Linked DNA regions of Homo sapiens: region 2 is linked to region 1. A link is an interaction called in ENCODE POLR2A ChIA-PET data of the cell type or tissue named here. Cell type or tissue: PC-3. All regions are shown on one strand. Links, peaks and the distances in the headings refer to the core of each region. The heading gives the core; the rest is flanking DNA.

The links. Peaks named below come from ENCODE experiments on the same cell type or tissue, not always from the same donor. Only the 100,000 strongest peaks of a DNase experiment are listed, where the experiment ranks them.
Region 2: POLR2A ChIA-PET joins it to region 1 with 18 read pairs; 2 of 35 experiments call an interaction of 5 or more read pairs at or near these places.

Annotation. Positions count from the first base shown.
Region 1 is chr6:137,880,470-137,887,887 of GRCh38, reverse strand. TNFAIP3 (TNF alpha induced protein 3) reads right to left here. Exons shown (of 9, transcript NM_001270508.2): 9 at 4,576-6,853. The coding sequence ends at 6,569. Among named protein-coding and RNA genes, the nearest start is that of WAKMAR2, 16 kb to the right of the region's middle. In PC-3, for the core only: no CTCF peak of the experiment used is centred there; no DNase peak of the experiment used is centred there.
Region 2 is chr6:137,253,840-137,261,257 of GRCh38, reverse strand. No RefSeq gene overlaps it. Among named protein-coding and RNA genes, the nearest start is that of IFNGR1, 38 kb to the right of the region's middle. In PC-3, for the core only: no CTCF peak of the experiment used is centred there; no DNase peak of the experiment used is centred there; H3K27ac peaks cover 1,215 bases.

The DNA.
Region 1 (7,418 bases), core at 1,683-4,182:
CTTATTTTAAGGCCAGCATCATCCTGATACCAAAAGCTGGCAGAGACATAACCAAAAAAGAAAATTTCAGGCCAATATCCCTGATGAACAACAATGCAAAAACCCTCAATAAAATACTGGCAAACTGAATCCAGCAGCACATCAAAAAGCTTACCCACCACGATCAAGTTGGCTTCATCCCTAGGATGCAAGGCTGGTTCAACATATGCAAATCAATAAATGTAATCCATCACATAAACAGAACCAATGACAAAAACCACATGATTATCTCAACAGATGCAGAAAAGGCCTTCAACAAAATTCAACACCCCTTCATGCTAAAAACTCTCAACAAACTAGGTATTGATGGAACATATCTCAAAATAATAAGAGCTATTTATAACAAATCCATAGCTAATATACTGAATGGGCAAAAGCTGGAAGCATTTCCTTTGAAAATGAGCACAAGACACGGATGCCTTCTCTCACCACTCCTATTCAACATGGTGTTGGAAGTTCTGGCCAGGGCAATCAAGCAAGAGAAAGAAATAAAGAGTATTCGAATAGGAAGAGAAGAAGTCAAATTGTCTCTGTTTGCAGATGACATGATTGTATATTTAGAAAACCCCATCGTCTCAGCCCAAAATCTCCTTAAGCTGATAAGCAACTTCAGCAAAGTCTCAGGATACAAAATCAATGTGCAAAAATCACAAACATTCCTATACACCAATAATAGACAAACAGAGAGCCAAATCATAAGTGAACTCCTATTCACAATTGCTACAAAAAGAATAAAATACCTAGGAATACAACTTACAAGGGATGTGAAGGACCTCTTCAAGGAGAACTACAAACCACTGCTCAAGGAAATCAGAGAGGACACAAACAAATGGAAAAACATTTCATGCTCATGGATAAGAAGAATCAATATTGTGAAAATGGCCATACTGCCCAAAGTAATTTATAGATTCAATGCTGTCCCTATTAAGCTACCATTGACTTACTTCACAGAATTAGAAAAATTCTGAGCTTCTGCACAGCAAAAGAAACTATCATCAGAGTGAACAGGTAACCTACAGAATGGGAGAAAATTTTTGCAATCTACTCATCTGACAACGGGCTAATATCCAGAATCTACAAAGAACTTAAACAAATTTACAAGAAAAAAAAACCCCATCAAAAATTGGGTGAAGGATATGAACAGACATTTCTCAAAGGAAGACATTTATGCAGTCAACAAACATATGAGAAAAAACTCATCATCATTGGTCACTAGAGAAATGCAAATCAAAACCACAATGAGATACCATCTTATGGCAGTTACAATGGCGATCATTAAAAAGTCAGGAAATTCTGAGCATGGTGGTTCTACTTTAAATTTCATATGGAACCAAAAAAGAACGCATATAGCCAAGATAATCCTAAGCAAAAAGAGCAAAGCTGGAGGCATCATGCTACCTGACTTCAAACTATACTACAAGGCTACAGTAACCAAAACAGCATGGCACTGGTACCAAAACAGATATATAGACCAACGGAACAGAATAGAGGCCTCAGAAATAACACCACACATCTACAACCATGTGATCTTTGACAAACCTGACAAAAACAAGAAATGGGGAAAGGATTCCCTATTTAATAAATGGTGCTGGGAAAACTGGCTAGCCATATGCAGAAAACTGAAAGTGAACCCCTTCCTTACACCTTATACAAAAATTAACTCAAGATGGATTAAAGACTTAACTGTAAGACCTAAAACCATAAAAACCCTAGAAGAAAACGTAGGCAATACCATTGAGGACATAGGCATGGGCAAAGACTTCATGATTAAAACACCAAAAGCAATGGCAACAAAAGCCAAAATTGACATATGGAATCTAATTAAACTAAAGAGCTTCTGCACAGCAAAAGAAACTATCATCAGAGTGAACAGGCAACCTACAGAATGGGAGAAAATTTTTGCAATCTACTCATCTGACAATGGGCTAATATCCAGAATCTACGAAGAACTTAAACTAATTTACAAGAAAAAAAAAAAACATCAAAAAGTGGGTGAAGGATATGAACAGACATTTCTCAAAAGAAGACATTTATGCGGCCAAAAAACATATGAGAAAAAGTTCATCATCACTGGTCACTAGAGAAACGCAAATCAAAACCACAATGAGATACCATCTCATGCCAGTTACAATGGCGATCATTAAAAAGTCAGGAAATGCCGGGCATGGTGGTTCATGCCTGTAATCCCAGCACTTTGGGAGGTCCAGGCAGGTGGATCATAAAGTCAGGAGTTCGAAAGCAGCCTGGCCAATATGGTGAAACCCCGTCTCTACTAAAAATATAAAAATTAGCTAGGCATGGTGGCGGGTGCCTGTAGTGCCAGCTACTCAGGAGGCTGAAGCAGGAGAATCGCTTGGACCCCGGGAGATGGAGGTTGCAGTGAGCTGAGATCACACCACTGCACTCCAGCCTGGGTGACAGCAGAGTGAGACTCCATCTAAAAAAAAAAAAAAAAAAAGGAAACATCACAAGCTGGAGAGCATGTGGAGAAATAGGAATGCTTTTACACTGTTGGTGAGAGTGTAAATTAGTTCAATCATTGTAGAAGACAGTGTGGCAATTCCTCAAGGATCTAGAACCAGAAATACGACTTGACCCAGTAATCCCATTACTGGGTATATACCCAAAGGATTATAAATCATGCTACTATAAAGACACATGCACATGTATGATGTATGTTTATTGGGGCACTATTCACAATAGCAAAGACTTGGAACCAACCAAATGCCCATCAATGATAGACTGGATAAAGAAAATGTGGCACATATACACCATGGAATACTATGCAGCCATAAAAAAGGATGAGTTCATGTCCTTTGCAAAGCCATGGATGAAGCTGGAAACCATCATTCTCAGCAAACTAACACAGGAACAGAAAACCAGACACTGCATGTTCTCACTTATAAGTGGGAGTTGAACAATGAGAACACATGGACACAGGGAAGGGAACATCACACACTGGGGCCTGTCACGGGGTAGGGGGGCTAGGAGAGGCACAGCATTAGTAGAAATACCTAATGTAGATGATGGGTTGATGGGTGCAGCAAACCACTATGGCACATGTATACCTATGTAACAAACCTGAACGTTCTACACATGTATCCCAGAACTTAAAGTATAATAAAAAAAAATTTAAAAAAGACTCTGTCTCAAAAATAAATAAATAAATAAATAGAGCCTTATAACTCACTGTAGCCTTAAGCAGTTCTCCCACCTCAGCCTCCTGAGTAGCTGGAACTACAGGTGCCTATTCACTCTTACTGCTATATGATAATCCATTATATGAATATACCACAATATATTTCTCTTTTCTCCTGTTAATGAACATTTGGATCGTTTGTAGTTTGGAGCTATTATGAATACTGCTGAGATGAACATTTTAGTACCATATTTTGGTGAACATATGCATGCATTTCTGTTTTATGGGTGTATAGCTAGGAGTAGAGTGTATACCATTGAGTGTATACCTAGGATTGGAATTTTTGGATCATAAGGTAGGTATACGTCCTAATAAATATTGCTAAACATTAAAAAAAAAAGAAAAGATCCTTACTAAACGAAAGCAATAAGACTTTGTCTTGTATGGTGGATAAACTGAGAAATTAGAATACATACTTGGAATTTGGATATTAAAGAATAAAATAATTTAGCTGGCTCTGATAATGGTGGTTATGTTAAAAGGACATATTCTATTCAATTAGAGGTGCACACTGAAATATTTATGGGTATGAAGACACAATATCTGGGATTTGCTTTCAAGTAGTCCAGGAAAAACAAAAAAGAGGATGTGATAGATGAAACAAATTGGGCAGAACGTTGGTAATTATTGAAACTGGAGGATGGCTATAGAGTGGCTCTTTATAGTACTTGTCACTTTCTTATTAAAGTTTTCTACTTTTAAAAAGTTAAAAAAAAATTATAAATATATTTTTTAAAGTGTGATTCTAAAATCTGGCTGATCATCCAGATCACCCGAGGAGCTTAAAAAAGTAGATTCTGGGAGCTGCGCAGTCCTGCTGAATCAGTCGTCTGTGAGTCCATTTGTACTGGATGGGAGGTGGGGATGAAGGCTTGCGCATGGAGGAATGTGTTATTTTTTAATTTCCTGGTTCTGGCAGCCAGCACAGCCACGCTGCCTCCTCTGCTTTGTCTGACCCAGGAGATCTTACATCAGTCTTCCTTCCTGCCTGCCTACTTCTCTCTTTCCTGTCTTTCCCTCCTCCTCCCTCTTGTTTTCTCTTTCTTCACTTTATAAAAGTTTAGGGCAGGAAGCTTAAAAGGGCCACAGGGTCCTAGCATCCCTTTCCTCTTCCCATCAGAGGAAGAGTGTCTTCATTGTCAAGCGGGGGCTTGTGCTTGAGGACTGGGCCTGGACCTCATACAGTTATTATTTATGAAAAGCTGCCTTGCTACCATGGATGAGAGATGTGTGCATTGCTCAGGTGCACCTCAAAATAAAGCTGCTTAGGAAGCACAGTCTTAATATCCAAGCCTTTCTTTTTCTTTCAGCATTCATCAATTGAAAACATCACAATCTGTTCTTAAATAATTTATTTTTTAATGTTGACTCTTGTGAAAAGTTACATTTATTTAGAAAAACTTGAAGAAATCCAACAAAGAATAGGTGGCTTTCTATTAGGGACAATTAAATGTGCAAATTTCAAATACTTTTTATAATAAGTATAAATAATTACTTTTTTTCACATTAAGAATGGAAATAATGATCAACACAAAATATTAAGATATCAACTTTAAGAGAATTAGATGAAAACACTGAAGTTTATTTGGTATCTTTGGAAAGAAATTATAAAGATTCGTCTGGGAAAAACTTAGGGGGCTCTAAGGGGAAAGTGTGCCTAATAGTATGAGTAAAGGCTGTGTAGAGTTATGGATCACAAATATTTTCAGGCCATAAGTACAGACCCCCAAAATGGCAGCCTTTATCTCTGGGGAAAATGCATTTCCCCTCCTTTTTTTTTTTTCTTCTAGAGCAAATATGACAGCAACCACAAAGCACACAGAGAAACTGTAAGCCAGCAACAGAAAGAGATTTCCTCATACTCATGGTTACTGGCTTTTGCTGTCCCAATACCAGGGTACCATGGGATGCAGGGGACTTCCCAGCCCCCCCAGGACACAGTGTTAACAGAAAATAAAACCATCACAAAAGGCCACATCTTTCCCTGTGACCATTGCCAGTCTCATCCCTGCTCCTTCCCTATCTCATCTCCAAGGAGGTAGGACACTCAGAGGCATTAACAGAACACAGAGTATAGTTTTTTATTACATAGCTGGAGTTTCATAAGGAGAAGCACGAAACATCGATGAATATGTATGTATACCTTGGATGCAATTCCTTCTTTCCTGGGGAGGCAAGCAAAAGTGTATCAAAGAGGCCAATTTACTCCCTGTGGTCAGGAACTTGCCCACAGCCTGACTCAAAGCAAGGATGTTCTCTCAGGAGAACACTGTGGCATTTTCCCCAGAGCTGAAGAAATATCTTCACTTAAATAATCTTGAAGTTTGTAATAAAATAAATAAAGTGAATTACACAAAAAGGACTAGAGCTCCCTTTAAAAAGGCAGCTGGTTGAGTTTATGCAAGCAGTGTATACACAAGCTCATGCCCCAACAACAACCAGAAAACAGGTTATTATTATTTAGCCTTCCTATTGTACTTCTAGGGCAGCATTTCAATATAATTTAAAAAAATCCCTCATACATAATGTAAGGGTATATTATATATGTACACACTTTTACTCCTCAGTTCAAGCTAACTTCTTTAGAAGTAAAGACAGTAATAACCCAAAGAGTTACACGTCTTCCCAGTAAAATATTCTAATTTTTTAAAAGGTGCATATTATAAAGAGCAGCTTGTTTTTCTGTCAATGTGAACATGTTCAGTCTCAGCAGCCTCAGAATCACAGTCCATGGATGGTTCTGCATTTCTGCCGGGTCCTCAGGAAAGGAACCGGGCAGGTAGGGAAAAACCATGAACTACAAACACTCTCTGAATACGTCCATTTTCCCTGAGCTTCCTTGAGCTTCTTGCAGAGGGCCTCGCTGCCATGAGGATCTGGCTTCACATCTCTGAGAGATGCTGGGGGAGGGGAGGTGGAATGGCTCTGGCTTCTCCAACCCACGCGACTTGTGTGTCTTTTCCCTTTCTCAGCCAAGACGATGAAGCAGTCCTGATGCGCAGGGTGCAGGGGCCTCGGCCAGTCCCCGCACACCTTCCAAGTCCAAAGAAGTTCCTGGCCTCCTGCTTGGTAGGAGAGGAGGAACCTTGGGCTGAATCTGACATCATCCCTTGCCAGTTACAAGCTTTGCTTTCTAAGGCCACCTGGGAACACTCCCGGGTTACCAAACCTGAGCATCGTGGGCACCACGAAGAGCTTATCTTTCCTCTCCTGCTCAGACACCCTTAAGCCCACTGTTGCAGTGGCAGCTGAGGGGTTCAGAGGATAGCACCATGATGACTGACAGCTCGAGGCCCCACTTCTTGCAGGAGGTGACCCACCTGTTTCCGGTTAGCCATACATCTGCTTGAACTGAAAGCATTCGTTGCAGTAGCCGTTGCACTTGGCATTGCCAAAATGATCACAGGCGGGGGCCCGGCAACGCTGCTTGGGGGGGTCTTCGGGGGCAGGCTCACCCCGGTGGGCCCCAGGGCCCATCCTCTGGTTGGGATGCTGACACTCCATGCAGAGCTCCTCGCTGCGGCAGGCCAGGATGTTCTTGCAGGAGGCCCGGGCGCACTTGGGCCTTGAGGTGCTTTGTGTGGTTCGAGGCACATCTCTGCGCTGGCTCGATCTCTGAGTGGAAAGAACAGGCAGATCATTAAAAAGTCAGGAAACTATTGCTCACATTTCTTAGGGAGAGCACAATGAAATCTCATTGGAGAGTGTGGAGTCTACAAAGAGCTTTACCTGCCTGAGCAAGGGAACAGGAGAGCATTGCAGTCTATGAGCCAGAGCTCTCGAAGGATGTTTCTTTCCAGTCTCAAGGAAAGCTGACTTGGCCCCCAGGGAGGCTGAGGAAAACCGCCAAGCCTAAGTTGGCCTGCAAACTTTCCCTGGCTCTCTTCTGTTGGGACCAAAAACCACTGTTCTTACATAGCTTCCCTACCATTCTGTGAGCAACAGGCGACACACCTATCTGTCAAAGCTGGCTTTTCTGACGCGCCATTAGGTGGAGGCAGGCCCCTGGGAAGCTCTGTCTGTTCGCTCCTTATGATAAAGGATTATTTAAGAAGGGCTGCTTTTTAGATGTCTGTGCTTCTCTTACAAATCAAAGAAGCCTCTGATCACCATCTGGCTTTTTGGAGGCTTGAAGAAGTTTTATGCAATGGCTGTGTTTCTTTGTTTTTAAAATAAATTT
Region 2 (7,418 bases), core at 2,744-5,243, 630 kb after region 1:
TCCACCTGCCTGGGGCTCCCAAAGTGCTGGGATTACAGGTGTGAGCCACTGTGTCTGGCCTATCCAACTATTTTTCAAAGTCATCAGAAAAGCCTTGATATCCGTCATTCACTATAATGCAGAAAAACCTCACATTTTGAATTTAGGCATACCTGGGTTAGAATTCCGCTAAAGAGCTGAGTTAGCTTAGATAACATATAACAACGGTAAACCAAAAAGTATCTGAAACAAGTCACAATCCATTTAGAAGTTTTTTTTGCCAAGGTTGAGGATGCACCCAGGAGACAGGTCTGTGCCTTTCTCCAAAGATGATTTTAAGGGCTTCAATAATTTAACCAGGAAAAGCAAGCTGGAGAAGGAATAGAGAGGGTATGGGCATGTGACTGAACTCACATATTGCAAGACAAAAGGATCAGGTAGGGGAATAGTCAATTATGTATTTGTCTTGCCCTCAGTGGATCCACACTTTACACAAGATAAGGTGAACATGTTACCAGTGGAAGGTGTCCAGGAACAAAGAGTTGGACAAAACTCACAAATAAAGCAAGGAAAGAATGAAGCAACAAAAGCAGAGATTTACTGAAAATGAAACTACACTCCACAGTGTGGGAGCGGGTCTGAGCATAGGGGCTCAAGAGCCCCGTTACAGAATATTCTGGGGTTTAAATACCCTTTAGAGGTTTTTATTCGTTACTTGGTATATGCCCTATGGAAACGAAGGGGATGAAGTGAAGTTACAAAGTCATTTACTCAGTGTATGCCCTATGTAAATGGAGAGAATATTTCCTGTCATAGCTGAAGCATTTCCACTTGATTTACGTCTAGGAAGTCATTAGGTTCCCTGCCTCCAGACCCTATTCTCCTGCCTCAAACACAGAGTGAAGATATTTAATATTTTATCGTAGCTATCTGCTTAGGAACAAAAGGAATGGCAGGTGCTTGCATGAGTCAGCTTTCAGCTTAATTTTTCCCCTTGGCGTACTGAATTGGGGTCCCAGGTTTTTATTTTCCTTTCATACAACAGACCTCCACTTTCTGACCCTCAGCTTTCTCATCTGTATGTGTAACCTGACTTCTTCCAGACCTCACCAGCTGGAGATGTAGATGAAGTCAGCTATAGTTTGAATGTTTGTGTCCCTCCAAATTTAATGTTGCAATTTATTCTCCAGTGCAACCATATTAGAAGGTGGGGCATTTAGATGGTGATTAAGTCATGAGGGCTCCACCACAGCAAGAAGGTACAAGCCTCACCAGACACCAAACCTGCTGGCACTTTGAAATTGGACTTCCCGGTCTCTGGAACTGTGAGAAATAAATTTCCATTGATTATAAGTTACCCAGTCTGAGGTTTGTTTTTGTTTTTGTTTGAGACAGCGTCTCGCTCTGTTGCCTAGGCTGGAGTGCAGCGGTGCCATCTCGGCTCATTGCAGCCACCACCTCCCGGGTTCAAGCAATTCTCTTGCCTCAGTCTCCTGAGTAGCTGGGATTACAGGTATGCACCACCAAGCCCAGCTAATTTTTTTTTTTTTTTTTTACTAGAGGCAGAGTTTCACCATGTTGGCTAGGCTGGTCTCAAACTCCTGGCCTCAGGTGTTCCACCTGCCTTGGCCTGCCAGTGTACTGGGATTACAGGCATGAGCCACTGCACCCAGCCTAAGGTATTTTATTATAGCAGCAGGAATGGACTAAGACAAAGGCACATTAACAATCATGATGCATACTTCCTTGGCAACTTTCCACCTCAGGCTTTGCAGGATTTCTGCTTCCATGTCAAGTTCATCACCCCTGAGTGCTTCCAGGGCTGTCTCTCATGTGCTTACCTGCAAACAAGTTGGTTTCACTCCCACCATCAAGGGCAGTGCCCCTACTCCACACTCCACAGGGGGATCAGATCTGTTTTCTTGCTTCCCTGGACTCGAAGCAAGCCCTGCTGCTGCTTCTCCAGTGAATGAAGGCGTGTCCACCAGGTTGAGGATGACCAGGCATCTGAAATCATTTTGGTTCTTAGAGTCGCAAAACCTCTACTCTGATCTAAGTTTCTCTCTTATCCTACAGGCTGCAGTTTGTGCAAAAAATCTTGAGATACATGGGTTTCCAATTCTAGGGCACATAAGAATAACTTGGTGAGTTGTTAAAAATGCAGACTCGTGAGCCCCACCCAGGACTCTGGATTGAATTTTTCATGTTGAAAGTCCGCAGGTCACCTGAAAGCTATTCTCTGGTGTACTGACGATTTGGATAGCCAATGGTCTGTTGTTGGGACTATTAAGACAGACTCACTTCTTTTCTCTTGTCTCTCCAGTCTCTTCCTCACGGCCTTGAGCTGACCTCTAGCCAGAGTGACATACGAGAAATGCAAATCTCTATCATTTATTTCTCACCATCCTGCAACGCAGTCATTTTCTCTCAATAATACAATACAACAAAAGCCCAATATATTAAACTGATGTCATAGGAGCTGCTCAGCTGAAGGGAACTCATGAGATGGGTTTATGGGGAGCGGGGAGCAGACTTCCACCCAGCCACTCAGTCTTCCTGACCCTTTCCCACCCCACTGCCAGCCCCAGCAGCAGCCCTGGATAACCTGTACAGAACAAATGACCATGGAACACAGCCTGAAAATCACATCTCCAGGGGACAAATGCAAAACTCCCTGCACAACAAACAAACAAACAAACAAAAGCCTGGCATAATCCAACCCCCATTCACCTCTCCAGCTTCATCTCTCCCATCACCCACTCAGAGGTACTCTATGCCCTACAGCTGTGCTGACAATATGGTAGTCACTAGCCACATGTGGCTATTTAGATTTAAATTAATTACAATAAAACAAAAGAAAATATTCAGTCCCATTGTCAACTAACCACATCTCAAGTGCTGAATAGCCACATGTGGTCAGTGGCGACGGTGATGACAGCACAGACACAGAATAGTTGCATCATCACTGTAAGTGCGACAGGACAGCAGTGCTCTAGTGACACCAAGTTAACCACAGTTCCCAAAGCCCACATACTTTCTCACAGTCTAGAGCCTTCACATATGCTGTTCTCTCTATCTAGCCCCTTCTATTCTCTATTGTCTATTTGGAAAATTCTCAGACATTCTTCAAGATTGTCTCCAAGCTCCCCCTGCCAGGTGCCTTCTAGTCAATTTCCAATCTCCAGTCTCATTCAGAGATGACTTGAGCACTATTTCCTCTCTGATCTCTTAATACCCTGAAATTCTTTTCAGATGACAGTTTTCACATGGTTTTACAACTGTTTGCTTGGCTCTGTATATTTTATATTAGATGTAAACATATATATTTTAACTCATCTTTATAGCCAAAGTAATCAATAAATATCTATTAAATTAATGACTTTATTGGAGAATAATCAAATTGCTGTATATATCTGAATGAAAATGGCAATAATCATGGAAATGGTGGATGTGGGAGGCAGAATAATGCCCATCTTCCCCATAAAGATGTCCGTATCTTAAACACCAGACTCTGTATATATGTTACCTTAGCAAAATGGACTTCACCGATATTAAGTAAAGGACCTTGAGATGAGAAGATTATTATGAATTATTTAGGTGGGCCACATGTAATCACATTGTGATCCTTAAAACTGGAAGAGAGAGGCAGAAAAGGAGGGCAGAGTAAAGCAACGTGAGAAGGATTCAACCTGTAGTTGCTGGCTTTGAAGATGGAGGAAGAGTCCATGAGCCAAAGAATGTGGGCAGCCCCTAGAAGCCGGAAAGGCAGGGAAACTGATTGTCCCGTACGGCCTCCAGAAGGGAACACAGCCCTGCCTACCCTTGGATGTTAGCCCAGTGAGACTCACTTCAGATTTCTAACCTCCAGAACTGTAAGATAATAAACTTGTGCTCTTTTAAGCCCCTATGTTTATAGTAATTTGATAGAATGCCAAAAGGAAACTGATATGGTGTAGTTAGAAAGGGAAGGGTGTTAGTACAGAAAGAATGTGTTTCACCAGGGAACTGCTCAGCCCTGAGGTCTCAGGGTCCAGTGGAGAAGGAGGCCACACTGCAGCAGGGCAGGAACATTATTGCTGGCCCCAAGGCACAGAGGATGTGTCCTGGGCTCTAGCTTTAGTCTGAGGAGCTCTGTCAGGTGTGAGAAGGGCTTTCCTGTGCCCCTGGAGCTGGTGATTTTGGTACAGGTAGGAAGATAAGTTTTCTGAATAAATCTAATAGTGCTAACACCTAGTTTAGACTTCACCCTCTTTGACAGCACAGAAAATTACCAAACACCTCTTAAAATTCTGCAAGTGTATAGCCCATTGCATGACTTCAGCAAATATTTACAGTGTGACATATAAAAGACACTATATAGCTTCACAAACCACTGGAAATTTTGTTTTGTACAGTGTAAACAGAGTAACTTGCATCATAACTATAATATATCCACATAAGCAATGAAGAACTTTCTATTGCGATAAACTGTAAATATTTACTATCTAGTTCCCAATCAGGGTTTCAGTATGAATTGAATAATTTCCAGTGATCTAATTTTTTTTGAAAAAGCATTTCTTTAACAAATATCTCTTATTCCCAGAACCATTCAAACCCCTCTGGATGCAGTGATAAAAAACTTGGTCACATTCTAGCAGTGGGGATAGAGCTATAAAGCAGTGAACTCAACAAAGTGCTAGTGGCATTGTGATAAGAGCTCTGAGGCCATGGTAGTCATCATGGCCACCCCCATCCTTAAGGAAAGGTAATGATTAAACTATGTCTTAAGGATAATTTGGTGTCTGCCAGGTGAAAAAGGTGGAGTAAAGGTGGCTCCACAAATATAAATGGGGAAGGTGGCATTGCCAGCAGATGTCAGCTTGAGCCATGATCCAGGGTCCTGGTTAACCCAGGAAACTGCAGTCATTCCACACTGCAGGCCCAGAGTGTAAGTGGAGCCAGTGAATTCTAGGAAGATCTCCCTGAGGAAGTGATGCTCTGAGCTGAGATCTGAAGGAAGAATGATGGTTAACCAAGTGAGAGGTAGGGAATCATAGCAGGCAGATGGAACAGCACATGCCATGGTCCTGGCGCAGGATGAAGAAAGAAAGAAGGGATGATTGGTTTCCTCTCCTAGAGCAGGTCAACCTTCAGGAAAGAAGGTCAAGACCTTCATCTTCTTCACACTCCATTGCCACTTCCCACTCTTCACAATATCAGTATCAATATTAGGTGGCAAATATTCCTACATTAAGACTGTATCCAAAGTTGGGATGTTTTTCAACTTTCATTTAAACATTTTTCATTCATAGTTCTCAAATTTTAAATTTCAGATTTGCATGCAGAAACAATCAGTGGCCCAGGATCATAAGATCTAAGTTCTAATTACTGTGTGATCCTGGTTAATCACTTAACTTCTCTGGGTTTCAGTTTCTTTGTTTGTAAAATTAAGAGGTTAGACCATAGGGCTTTTACAGAAGCCCTGAGAGTTCTATATTTATGAGGTTTTAGGGATTTAAGGCTTGAAGGGGACTTGGCATGGTATAATTTAGAGCAAATTGTGACATAGCTTATATCCCAGCTCTGCCATTTTATAGCTGTGCGACCTTGGGCAAGTACTTACTTTTTTTTTCTGATCCACAATTTCTGAATATAATAATATCTACCCTGAAGAGTTAGGAGAAACCCATATATATTTATATATATGAGAAACCCATATATACAGAAGCTATTTTTATTATAACAGAAATGCACTATTTTAATACTTTGATAAGTTTTATAACTTTTTTTTAAATTGTGAAACAATATGTAATAGTCTCAAGAAAACTTAATCTTTGTCAGAGTTTTTCCAAGGAGAGTAATAATTTATCTTCCACAGATGTGAGGTGTTATTATCACCAACTCAGACACACACAGATAGAAAATTATATTTACTAGCATGTGCCCTTCTGCTGAAAAGACCATTGAACTTGAGAATGTGAGAGGGCTTTTTCTCATCAAATAAGAAATTGAAGAAGAGAAAAGAATTAGTATCAACAGGGAACTAACATCTACAACCTAACAATTTTTGTTTGTTTCAGCTTCCATTCTAAGAGGCATTGTCACTAAGATTTAAGGAACAAAATGTAGGAAGTGAACCCATGAAAATGACAGGCTGTGAGAATGCTCACTGGAGAATTTAGTTTAGTTCAGTGCAGTTTTAGAAAAACTGAATTATTGGGGAACCCCACCCCCAATATTTCAACATAGGTTCTTTTTATTTTCCCTAAGTGTCGGCCAGTCTGAGAAATAAAGAGAAAGAGTACAAAGAGAGGAATTTTACAGCTGGGCCACCAGAGGTGACATCACATATCGGTAGGTCCGTGATGCCCACCTGAGCCGCAAAACCAGCAGGTTTTTATTAAGGACTTTAAAAGGGAAGGGGGTGTACGAACAGGGAGTAGGTCACAAAGATCACATGCTTCATCAAAGGGCAAAAGGGAGAACAAAGATCATATGCTTCTAAGGCCAATAAACATCACAAGGCAAAGGGCAAAGCAAAGATCACAAAGCAAAGGACGAAATCAAAAACTCCTGATGAGGGTCTATGTTCAGCTGTGCATGTATTGTCTTGATAAACATCTTAACAGAAAACAGGGTTCAAGAGCAGAGAACCTCAACCACATAGGACAGACACTCCCAGAGTGGCTGTTTATAGACCTCCCCCCAGGAATGCAATTCTTTTCCTAGGGTCTTAATACTATATTCCTTGCTAGGAAAAGAATTTAGCAATATCTCTCCTACTTGCACGTCCATTTATAGGCTCTCTGCAAGAAGAAAAATATGGCTCTATTCTGCCAGACCCCACAGGCAGTCAGATCTTATGGTTGTCTTCCCTTGTTCCCTAAAATCGCTGTTGTTCTGTTCTTTTTCAAGGTGCACTGATTTCATATTGTTCAAACACACATGTTTTACAATCAGTTTGTACAATAGTGGTCCTGAGGTGACATATATTCTCAGCTTACGAAGATAACAGGATTAAGAGATTAAAGTAAGACAGGCATAAGAAATTATGAGTATTAATTTTCGGAACTGATAAATGTCCATGAAATCTTCACAATTTATGTTCCTCTGCCACAGCTCCAGCCGGTCCCTCCGTTCTGGGTCCCTGACCTCCTGCAACACCAAATAAGAGAAATAATTTTCACCTTTATTTTACCTACATAGGCCATAGTCCTGAGATCCCATTCATGTGCAGATCCTTTTCTTTCCTTTCCTTTTTTTTTTTTTTTTTTTTTAGATGGAGTCTCACTCTGTCACCCAGGCTGGAATGCAGTGTCATGATCTCAGGTCACTGCAACCTCCATCTCCCGGGTTCAAGGGATTCTCATGCCTCAGCCTCTCAAGTAGCTGGGACTACAGGTGCATGCCACCACACCCGGCTAATTTTTGTATTTTTAGTAAAGATGGGGTTTCACCAT